2 separate regions of the Homo sapiens genome follow, and region 1 is linked to region 2. Evidence: read pairs that join two places in POLR2A ChIA-PET (ENCODE). Cell type or tissue: Panc1. All regions are shown on one strand. Each heading gives the region's core, and the rest is flanking DNA. Links, peaks and the distances in the headings are about the cores only.

The links. ChIA-PET counts read pairs that join two places held together with the same protein. Peaks named below come from ENCODE experiments on the same cell type or tissue, not always from the same donor. Only the 100,000 strongest peaks of a DNase experiment are listed, where the experiment ranks them.
Region 1: POLR2A ChIA-PET joins it to region 2 with 9 read pairs; 2 of 35 experiments call an interaction of 5 or more read pairs at or near these places.

Annotation. Positions count from the first base shown.
Region 1 is chr3:194,983,256-194,989,417 of GRCh38, reverse strand. All of the region lies in intron 3 of LOC105374294 (a long non-coding RNA gene), which reads left to right. Among named protein-coding and RNA genes, the nearest start is that of XXYLT1-AS1, 110 kb to the left of the region's middle. RefSeq lists enhancers at 818-1,318, 2,611-3,111. In Panc1, for the core only: no CTCF peak of the experiment used is centred there; no DNase peak of the experiment used is centred there; H3K4me3 peaks cover 395 bases; H3K27ac peaks cover 1,248 bases.
Region 2 is chr3:194,514,553-194,520,714 of GRCh38, reverse strand. No RefSeq gene overlaps it. Among named protein-coding and RNA genes, the nearest start is that of ATP13A3-DT, 30 kb to the right of the region's middle. In Panc1, for the core only: no CTCF peak of the experiment used is centred there; no DNase peak of the experiment used is centred there; H3K27ac peaks cover 519 bases.

The sequences.
Region 1 (6,162 bases), core at 369-5,368, 470 kb before region 2:
GACTAGCAGAAAAACCACTGCTGGTTCCAGCCCACATTGTTGACTCAGAGAGTGTGAACCAATAAGTGTCATGTGAAGCCACTAGGTCAGGAGGATTTGTTAGTTGTTGCAGAGACAAATGTGGGCTCCCCTTCCGTATGGTGGGCTTGTTGTTGGGAGGTGGCCACTCGACCAGACACTACATCTCCCCACTCTTCCATGTCAAGTATGGCCACCATAGAGCTGGCTCTCGCCAGTGGAGTATGAATGGAAGTCACGTGCAATACCCCTGGGCTGAGGCTTAGGAGTGGATGGGCTTTCTCCACTCTGTCTTCCCCCTTCTGTTGACTGGAAACAGAGGCCTTCTGGGTCCTCGGGGATGGGGAAACCACAGGAAATGATGAACCTGAGTTCCTGGTCCCCATGTGACGAATAGCCCACCCATAAGGAATGCTGGCGTTGGATGTTATAGGAGTGATCAACTTCTTTTGTGTTAAGACTTTGAAGGTTTGAGGTGTTTGTTAGAGCAAGTGACTAATAGAGCTCACAATGACAAATTTCTCTGGTGGGCACTACTCCAAGCCTTTTACATTTATTAACCTCCTTCATCCTTCCAGCAGCCCCACAAAGAAGGGATTATTTTCACCTTGACAGAGGTGGAAACTGCCACTCTAAGGGATGAAGTGAATTTCCCAAGGGCGCACCTAGAATAAAGTGGGTGGGGACTAGATCTAGACAACCTGTGAGCTAGTTCCTGGTCCTGCCCTGTCTCTCCTGCGCCCTCTGGGGCAGTTTCCTCGTCTGTAAAATGGATTGGGAGAGAGGAGGCTAAAATCACGAGCTTTCCTCTAAAGCCCTGACTTCCTAGGTTTCTGTGGTTCTCAGACTTGACATTGGGACACAGGTACAGGAGAGTCAGGGCATGAAGGGAATTCACAGTCCTGCTTCCTAAGTCCCAGGAGGTTCATCTTGGTCTCTAGACCGTTCTGTAATCAGTAGCGTGGTGGGGGCAGCCGGGCTGAATTGGCAAATCCTGGGAGCTGCAGTGTTACGACTTAGAAGACAGGAGTCAAAATGTGTGGTACCTGCACGTCGGTGTCTCTCCAGGGAAACCCAGGCCTGGCACTCCCTGTCCACAACAACTCCACAAAGTTTGTACCCGGTGATGGGCATGGTCCTATTGTTGCCTGGGGAGGCCCTGATCAGGGGGCTGGCAGAGTCAGGGCTGTGCCTTGGCATGAGAGAGTTGGAGACAAAAGCTTTGGACAGTAGGTTGGGTAGGGAACTGGAATGCCCTCTCCCGCTACGTGGCACATAGGAAAGCAAAAGCCCAAAGAGGCTGAATGACTTGCCCCAGGTTGCCCAGCCAGCTGGGGCCAGGCCCCTTTTCCTGCGTCATGCTGCCTGCTGGGCCTGGGCTGGGGTCAGCACACCGATGCCTTTTGGCTGTGTTTTTTCCGTGTGTCTGATGTAGAGAAGAATTTTGAAAATATACTTGGGAGAAGCTTCTTCTCTTCGGAAGTCCCACGCAAAAAACCTCAGAGGAGAGGACGGCCCTGCACGCCTATTGACTTCAGGGCCTCCAGCTGCCCCTCTCCTCCCTTAAGGTCCTCGCAGGGAACCCTGCTAGACTGACGTCTGAGGGTGGTAGCTGTCAGGCATCTGCCTTGTGTGCAGTTTCAGTTCAGTCAGACACTGATGTGTTCGAGAGGAGGCCTGGATTCTGCTCCCAACGTGGCGAGTCACCAACTACATGATTTGGTGGGAAGCCTCAATTTCCTTATCTGGGAGGAGGGAGGGAAGGGGAGTGGGCTGGACTAAACAGCCTCTGAGGCCCCTGGGACCCTATTCCTGCAGAAATAGGAAAGATATTCTGGGGTGTATATAGGTATCTATATGTCTAGACACACACGCACATATGCATATGTATATATCTATTTATATTCATTCTCTCTACATATGTTTATATTCATATATATTTATATTCATTTTTTTTTTTGAGATGGAGTTTCACTCTTGTCACCCAGGCTAGAGTGCAATGGCACTATCGTGGCTCACCGCAACCTCTGCTTCCTGGGTTCAAGCCATTCTCCTGACTCAGCCTCCTGAGTAGCTGGGATTACAGGTGCCTGCCACCATGCCCGACTAATTTTTGTATTTTTAGTAGAGACGAGGTTTCACCATGTTGGCCAGGCTGGTCTCGAACTCCTGACCTCAGGTGATCCACTCGCCTCAGCCTCCCAAAGTGCTGGGATTGCAGGCGTGAGCCAATGTGCCCAGCCTATTTATATTCATTCTATTTATATATAACATTATATATGTCTCAGCTTTGGAGCCTGATATTTCCAAAAGAAGCCTGGCTCATTAAGGAAGTGGAATGAATATAATCCTATTGTCGCACAACACTTACCGCCTACACACGTCCTCATACAAGGGGGTTGGGGAAGACTCAGGTTCAGCGTCAAGCCCACGGCTCTGGGGTGGGAGGGGCCTGGATTCTTGACTCTTTTGTTGCTTAGTTCCATCTTGGATTTTGCCTTTTCAACTTGGCCCTGGTTCAGCCAGGCCCGACTGGGTGTCTAGGCCCTTGGCAAAGCCATTGCATAAGCAGGAAGCTATGCAGCAACTGTGGCACGGCGGAGACTGTGTGGTGAGGTTGCAGAACCAGGTAGGGAGTCTGACTAGACCAGCCCTGACTCAGCTTGTTTCCAGACGACCTAGGTGTGGGGGGCGTTGCCACATCAGTCAGGACTCCCTCTGTTGAGCGTGACAGAAACCCAGCTCACGCTTGCCTACACACAAAGGGAGGCTTTGGGCTCCAGAAATTGGGAAAGACAGGGGTGGAGTGGACCTCAGGCATGACCGGATGGCAGCCTCAATGCAGCCAGCTCTCAATCTGTGAATGGTCACCATTATTTTCTACTACACACAGGATAACCTGGGACGGGGAGCCGTGGGAGGCAGAGGCCCCGCTGCAGACAACCCAGTTTAAATTACCCTAGTTGGTGACTGTGGAAAAGAAAGAGCTCAGAGTATACAGGTTCCAGGGAAGGCTGTGGTCAGCTGCCTTAGGCCACAGGCCCACCTCTGGGACTGACATCATGTTCAGGCCAAGTTAGGGCAGAGGGGACTGCTATGGCAGTGAAGTCAAATCCTAAGGGATGGGCCATGTGGAGGAGCAGTTCTACGAATAAGGTCAACTGCTATCAGAGAGGGGGCCATCAAGATCCTGAGGATGAGATCAAAAGGCTAGCTACCCACTAAAGATCCAGCAGCAGTCAGCATCCAATAAGGAGGGCACAGAGAGTTTCCTATAAAGAACTGAGGTTGAGGCCGGGCGCGGTGGCTCACGCCTGTAATTCCAGCACTTTGGGAGGCTGAGGTGGGCGGAGCAGGAGGTCAGGAGATGGAGACCATCCTGGCCAACTTGGTGAAACCCCTTCTCCACTAAAAATACAAAAATTAGCCAGGCGCGGTGGCGGGCGCCTGTAGTCCCAGCTACTCAGGAGGCTGAGGCAGGAGAATCGCTTGAACCCGGGAGGGGGAGCCTGCAGTGAACTGAGATGTCGCCACCGCACTCCAGCCTGGCGACAGAGCTAGACTGCATCTCAAAAACAAAACAAAAACAAACAAACCAACAAAAAAAACTGAGGTTGAAACGAGGACACAGTCCAGGAAAGCCAGGGCATGAAGGGGATTTTCAGCAGAGCAGGAGTGAAAGTCTCTGCTTTGTAAGTCCTGGGAGGTCCATCTTGGTCTCCAGACTCTTCTCTGCAGTCATCAGGGTGACAGAGACTGACAGGGTGAGCAGAAGTGGCAACTGCAGAAGGCAGCTACTACTATTTCTGTGGCTGAAGGGGCGAAGGGGGACATTTAGAAACACAGCGGAGGGACCCTGCAGAGCCGACTTGAGGAGAGGTCTCTGCGCGCTGGCGCTGGGGCCCTGCAGACAAGGGCCCACTTGCCTGGGATCCCAACCTCTGAGCAGGGGTCTGAGCCGGCTCTTGGGCCACAGGGTGACGCAACTGCTTCTGCCAGAGTTGGAGAAGCTGCAAGCTGCGTTCCGCTGCGGCTCCGGTTTGGCACTGCCGGCTGTTGGCTGGGGAGGGAGACAACGAGCTCCCAGGAACAGGAAGCCCGCAGGAAGCGGACAGGGAGCAAATAGGAAGAGCAAGTCCTGCCTCCCGCACCAGCCTGGAGGTGCCGCTCTAGCGCCCGGGCTGCAGAGCCTACACAGACCCGGCTGGCAGAGCGGAGCCGCGGGCAGAGTCCCAGCTCCAGCATCACCAGTTGGCGCCCAGAGGACGGGCGTGGAGCATAGAGGTCGTGACTGAAAAGCGGCCCCAGAGGTCTCCCTGCAGGCCTTCTGGTGGGTGCGGGAGTCCGTGCGACAGCCATCTCCCTCGGGAGGCTGGCAACTTCTTGAGGTCAGGGACGTGCTGGCTTCGCTGTGCATCCTCCACGGGGCCTGATATCCTTCCCCAGGCAGAGCAGGCCGTCGTAAGCAGGTGTTATGCTGAAATGAGCTGCATGGCAGGAGCCCTTGTCAGGCAAGGTGTCCTGGGCAGCTCCGCAGCCCTCCCTGCCCAGCCCTCAGAGTTCCTGTGTGTTTTCCCGGGGCGTGGTTCCAGGCTTTCCCTGGAGTCCCGCATGGGGCCAGGGTGGGGGTGTTGAACACTGGACCTTGAACACAACTGGGGCAGGCTCTGCCCAGACCTGGCAGATGCACCCTAAACTTCCTTCTCATCCTCCTCCACCTGCAAATGAAGTCAACAGCAGGATCTTAGCTCCACCAGTTACAGACTGTCTGGCTTTGGGCAGGTTATTGGGCCATTCTGAGCCTCAGTTTCCCCAGAATGCCCTCTTCAGTCTCTTAATCCCTGCACCGGGAGACAGGAAGAGACTCTTGGCCCTCTTCATCCCATCCATTCCTCTCCCCTGTCTCCTGCTCCTTACTGGAGTGTGATTTTAACACAACACATCATAATTATGCTTTGAAAGGCAGTCAGTATTAGCAAGGCAGATATCTGTTTAGCTGGAAAAAAAGGAAAGATCCAGGTCAGCTGGGACTTGCTGAGCAGAGCTCATGGACAGCTGCAGGCGAGGCAGGGGGAGCAAAGGGGTAGAGAAGGCGAGGGAGGACAGGGGCTCTGCAACAACCTGAAGGAAGCAGGAGACCAGGTGGGCCCCATGCCCTGGGCTCCTGTGAATTCCAGAGCAGCTGAGCATTTAGACAGGAATCCTCAGGAGAAGGCTGGAGCCCCCCAGCCTCCAGCTGCATCAGGGCAGGACAGCAGGGCGACAGGCCCAGTGGGGTAAGGGACACAAAAGTGTTTATGGACCATGTGGGAATGGGATTAGGCCAGTGCTCAGTAAAGTAGAGGCTCTGATGAGATTTTATGGGCCATATCAAAGGTTTTTGTATAAGTTTTTCTCCCTCTTCCATCTCAAGTTCTTTCATGGCAGGTACTGGGTCTGAGTTTTCTCTGATGGTGCCCAGAGAGTATGTTGGGTGTATCTGGGGACCACACTCAAGTCTGGGTGAGTGTTTGGAGGGGCTTCTGGCAGCGTGGCCTATGCTACTGGAGAGCCATGGGTCTGTAAGCTCAGACAATGGTGTGAGCAGTGGCAGATGTGACATTTCCCAGCCAGGAGCCCTGGCAGGCAGGCAGAGGGGATCAAAGCACAGGGACCTCATTTTCAGCCAGAGAAGGGATTAATGAAGAGCCCAGTGTCCCAAAGGGAGGCTAATTGGGTTCCGAAGAGTGGTAAGTGTTCCTGGGCTCACTTGGCATGGTCCTACCCTCTGAGCCCTGTTTCCTCAAGAATTTAATTTAATGTCCCTTTGTTGAACGCAGCTGTTGGGGGAGGAGTGATTTGGGCTGTTTGGGCTGTTTTGTTTTCCTCCCTCTTTCTTTTCCATCTTTCCCTCCTTTCTTCTCTTGTGGGAAGATGCCAGTGCTTGGTGAACTGGCTGGTTGGGGTGTCCAGACCAACCTTCTCTGAGCAGGCCTTGAGCACAGAAAGCCCTGGGCTCCCTCCGTCTGCTCAGCAGCCCAGCCATCTGCCTTGCTCAGTCCCTGTGGAGACGTTTGCTGGGGCTGCCTTTCCTTGGAACTGGTGGGTGGGGTCTGGCAGGTGGAGAGATACCAGAGCCCAGGCTTCTAATGCTTTTTTTCTGGG
Region 2 (6,162 bases), core at 790-5,789:
GCTTGTAAGATCAAAAGCAAGTTAGTTACTTCCCAGATACAATGGGGGTACAGGTATCGGGTAAATACAGCCATTCCAAATGGGAGAAATTGGCCAAAACAAAGGCGCTCTGGTCCCCATACAAATCAGAAATCCAGCAGGGCAGTTAAGTCTTAAATCTCCAAAATGATCTCCTTTGACTCCATGTCTCGCATCCGGGTCACGCTGATGCAAGAAGTGGGTTCCCATGGTCTTGGGCAGCTCAGCCCCTGTGGCTTTGCAGGGTACACCCTCCCTTCTGGCTGCTTTCATGGGCTGGTGTTGAGTGTCTGCCGATTTTCCAGGCACATGTGCAAGCTGTCGGTGGATCTACCATTCTGGGGTCTGGAGGACAGTGGCCCTCTTCTCACAGCTCCACTAGGTGGTGCCCCAGTTGGGACTCTGTGTGGGGACTCCAACTCCACATTTCCTTTCCACACTGTCCCAGCAGAGGTTCTCCATGAGGGCCCTGTCCCTGCAGCAAACTTCCTGGATATCCAGGCGTTTCCATACATCCTCTGAAATCTAGGCAGAGGTTCCCAAGCCTCAGTTCTTGACTTCTGTGCACCCACAGGTTGAATTCCACATAGAAGCTTCCAAGGCTTGAGGCTTGCACCCTCTGCAGCCACGGCCCGAGCTGTACCTTGGGCCCTTTTAATCATGGCTGGAGTAGCTGGGATGCAGGGCACCAAGTCCCTAGGCTGCACACAGCACGGAGACCCTGGGCCTGGCCCAAGAAACCATTTTTTTCCTCCTAGGCCTCTGGTCCCGTGATGGGAGGGGCTGCCATGAAGACCTCTGAAATGCCCTGGAGACATTTTCCCCATTGTCTTGGAGATTAATATTTGGGTCCCCATTTCTTATGCAAATTTCTGCAGCCAGCTTGAATTTCTCCTCAGAAAATAGAATTTTCTTTTCTATTACATTGTCAGGCTGCAAGTTTCTGAACTTTTATGCTCTGCTTCCCTTATAAAACTGAATGTGTTTAAGAACGCCCAAGTCACCTCTTGAATACTTTGTTGCTTAGACATTTCTTCCACCAGATACTCTAAATCATCTCTCTCAAGTTCAAAGTTCTGCAAATCTCTAAGGCAGGAGCAAAATGCCACCAGTCTCTTTGCTAAAACATAACAAGGGTCACCTTTGTTCCAGTTCCCAACAAGTTCCTCATCTCCATCTGAGACCACCTCAGCCTGGACCTTATTGTTCATATCACTATCAGCATTTTTGTCAAAGCCATTCAACAAGTCTCTAGGAAGTTCCAAACTTTCCCACATTTTCCTGTCTTCTTCTGAGCCCTCCAAACTGTTCCAGCCTCTGCCTGATAACCCAGTTCCAAAGTCGCTTCCACATTTTTGGGTATCTTTTCAGCAGCACCCCACTTTATTGGTACCAATTTACTGTATGAGTTTATTTTCATGCTGCTGATGAAGACATACCCGAGACTGGGAAGAAAAAGAGGTTTAATGGACTTACAGTTCCACATGGCTGGGGAGGCCTCACGATCACAGCGGAAGGCAAGGAGGAACAAGTCACATCTTACATAGATGGTGGCAGGCAAGAGAGGGAGGTTGTGCGGGGAAACCGTTTTTAAAATCATCAGATCTTGTCATTCACTATCATGGGAACAGCGCAGGAAAGACCCACACCCATAATTCAATCACCTCCCACTGGGTTCCTCTCATGACATGTGGGAATTGTGGGAGTTACAATTCAAGATGATGTCGGGGTGGGGACACAGCCAAACCATATCACCAACACGACCACATTTCTCATTTCATTACTAAAAATGGTTTCAGATATTTTACAAGGTTTTTTGGTTTGGTTGGACTGGGTTTAAGTTTGGTCATTAGGGGATCTCCCATTAGGAATATACAGTGGAATTCCTGAGTGTTAAGGTCATTTGCAATAGTTTCTCACTGTGTAGTTACACCATCAACTCAACAGATTGACTTGTTTCATTTTGTCAAGTCTAATTTGGTTTTATACTTTTCTAAAGTACTATATCCACAAACTTCCAACATAAATCTATAAAACAAGATATATTTAGAAAAGTCTAGCTTCTATCCCAATCCTCTCACTTTATTTCCTCTCTCCTCCTATGTGATGTATGGTATATTCATATTCCCCTCTCCAATGATAGCATATTATCAGAATTTTCTTCACCTGGCTTTTTACTCATTAGGTTATATTCTGGTGATCACAACATATAACATAGAAATATGCCTCATTTCCTTTCAAAGCTGCATGGCACTCCATTATGTGTAGGTATCTTAGTTTATTTACTCCGTTCCCTATTGATGGGCATTGAGTTATTTCCAGTCTTTTGCTACTACCAATGTTTCTGTAATAAATAGCCTTATGTATATTAATTTTTGAATTTTTGACTGTGTGCCGTTTTTATTTTTATTTTTTTTAGAGATAGGGTCTTCCTATGTTGCCCAGGCTGGTCTTGAGCTCCTGAGCCCAAGAGATTCTTCCACTTTAGCCTCCCAGAGTGTTAGGATCGCAGGCATGAGCGACCACATCCAGCTGAAAGTGTGTCTTTAGGATGGATTCGTAGAAGTGAGATTTCTAGGTCAAAAGGTAAATGTCTATCTAAAATTGCTGGATATTGCTGCATTGCTCAAGAAACTTATTCTGTTGTGGAAGGAATTATAATGAAGGGATTAGGAAGTGGAGGAAGAAAACTGAGACCTCCCTGAAGGGCTGACATCAACCTCCCTATAGGAAGGACCCACCTTGACAGGTGGTTTGTTCACATGCGGCTGAGAAGATTAGGGTGCTTTTCACCCTTCCCAAATCCTCACTGAAAGGAGGTGGTGCCACTCCTCACCCTGAACCTGTTGCCATGCGCTGCCTCACCAGCTCCTTAAAAGGAAGGCAGTGGTTAATGTTAAAGCAAAATGAATAAGCCTCATAAACTAAAAAGTGGAAAATAACCTAGCAACTTATTACCATCCAATTTCAGTCAGTTCACTCCCTCAGGAAAGCAAATTGCAATCAGGAGATGGTGCCATGCAACCTGCAGCAGCGCGTTTGCAGAGGACAACCCAGGGTCGAATGGGCCATCTCCCTTAGCTGGAAAGACGGCAGGCCACGTTTCTCAGCACTGTTTTTTTCAGCTTCTGATGACACTGAGGATCTCCTGGAGAGTTCCCTGGCAGCAGAGCAAGGAGTTTTGATTTCTGAGTGTTTCCCTGGAGCAAGGGCCTGCCCTGTTGGCTACAGGCACCGTCTGGTGAAGTGTAGATCTGCCAGGCTCCTTGATATGCTTGTTCCAGCAAACTGATGGCACTATCTCTGATGCCTCCACCAGATTTTGCCACTGTCTACCTTGGATGGTCACCCTGCATGGACAGGCCTGGCTTTGCATACAAGGCTATATATTGTGGGGGACTGGTCAGAGCGGTGGAAAAACTATAGGGAAAGGATGCAAACCTTCTGAAAGGTCAGAAGGTTCTGCAGAGCCTGGGGGGAGAATAGCAGAAAGCAGCTGTTCTATAACCCTGGGGCAGAGGGCAAGGAGTAGGTACAAGGGAGTGTGGGGGAATTTATCTTAAACAGGCTTGTTTACTTATGTTGACCAGGAACTGACTGTTGATCATCCGCGTGCATGATGTTGCCTGAAAAGGGAATGATAAATGTTAATTACCTGCAGGTTGTGTTGGCTCCAGGTTTTCGTCATTGTGCCTGCACTGAATAAAAGCAAGCAGCTCCAGCTCTCGGGCTGCTCTCTGGACACTAGAGCCAGGCAGTCGCCTAGCTGCTCTTACACTGCATACCTCTGTCTGAGTACTCATTTCATCTGTCAGCCAGGGTCTGCGGGACAGACCCAGCAATACATGCCCTGAAGACGGGGGTCCTGTCAGCATCACCTCTGGATCCCCAGGAATGCTGGTGCTGACACCAGGGTTTACCACCAGCTGGTAAAACTAGGGCAGCCTAAAAATGGGAACCCCTTCCAAGCCTTTTGTGAGGATTTACAGATGCAGAGCTGTGGTATGGAGCCCTTCGTAAAGTATCAAGTCAAATACAGATGCTCCTCGACTTAAGTTGGGGTTACGTCCACCGGCCATGGTGGCTCATGCCTGTAATCCCAACTATTAGGGAGGAGGAGGTGGGAGGATAGCTTGAGCCCAGAAGTTCGAGACCTGCCTGGGCAATACAGCAAGACGCCGTTCTCCACAGAAAGGAAAAAAAAAAGACAAAAAAAAAAAAAATAACCAAGCAAGTGTAAGATGGGGTTATATCCCTGTAAACCCATCATCAACTGAAAATATCATTAAGTCAGTCACCATTAACTCAGGGACTGTCTGTACAGGCATTGTTATTATTAGAGTAAGCACTTGATAAATGCTTAACAAACGAGTAAATAAATAGTGGTGTGGAAAAAAAAGAATGATGAGAATAAACGTCCCCGAGGCCAGGCGTGGTGGATCACGCCTATAATCTCAGCACTTTGGGAGACCGAGGTGGACAGATCACTTGAGGTCAGGAGTTCGAAACCAGCCTGGCCAACATGATGAAACCTCATTTCTACTAAAAATACAAAAATTAGCTGGGCATGGTGGTGTGAGCCTCTAGTCCCAGCTACTCGGGAGGTTGAGGCAGGAGAATCACTTGAACCTGGGAGGTGGAGGTTGCAGTGAGCCGAGAACGCACCATTGCACTCCAGCTTAGGTGAAAGAGTGAGACTCTGCCTCAAAAAAAAAAAAAAAAAGAGTAAGTGTCTCAGGAGTTTCAATTAGTGGGGGGGTGGGGGCAGTGAAGTAGAGTGATTGGAGGATGGTTGGGTTTGGACGGATTTGGAGATGTTGGCATATGGGAGTGGGGAACATTTCTAGGAAGGGAAAATTTACATTCGCATTCAGTTTAGCAACAAGCACTGTTTATTTGCAGCAACATTCTGGTCAGAGGAGTCCTCTAAGTAAGTTGGGAGAAACAGTACAAAGGTAACTAAATGATCACTAACACCAATTGTGTCACTTTGTGCTGAGTGACCTCCTTTAATCCTCGTGGCAGCCTCATGAGAGGGTATTATCACACTCAAGTAATAGAGGAGGGACGTGAGACACAGCAAAGCGCATAAACTTACCTGCAGGAGAGCGAGAGACAAACCACTGAAGAGCCTTTAATGCCCAAGTAGGAATTTGAACGACCACAGTCAGAAGGGAGGCACTGAAGAGACTTGAGCACAGGAGTGACATGGTCGTATGGGTGCTTCAGAGAAACGCAGTATTGTATAGCAGCTGGGAGTTTGGAGTTTGGCACCAGACCACTTGGTTCTTCTAAAATCCCAGTTCCGGCCAGGCGCGGTGGCTCACCCCTATAATCCCAGCACTTTGGGAGGCTGAGGCGGGCAGATCACCTGAGGTCAGGAGTTTGAGACCAGCCTGGCCAACATGGCGAAACCCTGTCTCTACTAAAAATACAAAAATTAGCCAGGTGTGGTGGTGTGTGCCTGTAATCCCAGCTACTTGGGAGGCTGAGGCAGGAGAATTGCTTGAACCCAGGAGGTGGAGGCTGCAGTGAGCCGAGATCACATTACTGCACTCCAGCCTGGGCGACAGAGCAAGACTCTGTCTCAATAATAATAATAATAATAATAATAATAAATAAGTTAAATAAATAAAATCCCAGTTCTGCTCCTTGCTTGCTGTGAGATCTTACAAATATTATTTAACTGCACTGAGCCTCAGTTTCTTCATCTATAAAATGCGGGTAATAAAGGCACCCAGCTTATGGGGTCTTTTAGAGGAATAAAGTAACACATGTAGAACACAGCACAGTGATGCCGTGTATGTGTATGACAATTGTAAGTTATCATGAATATGTTAGCTATCTACCGGGTGGCCTGGAGAGAGGTCAGAGGTAGGGGGCAGCAGCAGGCACAGACTGAAGGCAAGGGTGGAATAGAGAGTAAGATATTTTAAAGCAAGCCTCAATAGGAATCATTACTTGCACACGTGGGATAACAAAAATACCTAAGAATGACTCTCAGATTCCCAGTCTTTTCTTTTTTCTTTAAGTATTTGCCCTTTTCTTTTAGTTTCTCAAGATTCCCAATCTTTTTATTTATTATTATTATTTTTTGAGACGGAGCTTCACTCTTATTGCCCAGGCTTGAGTGCAGTGGCACAA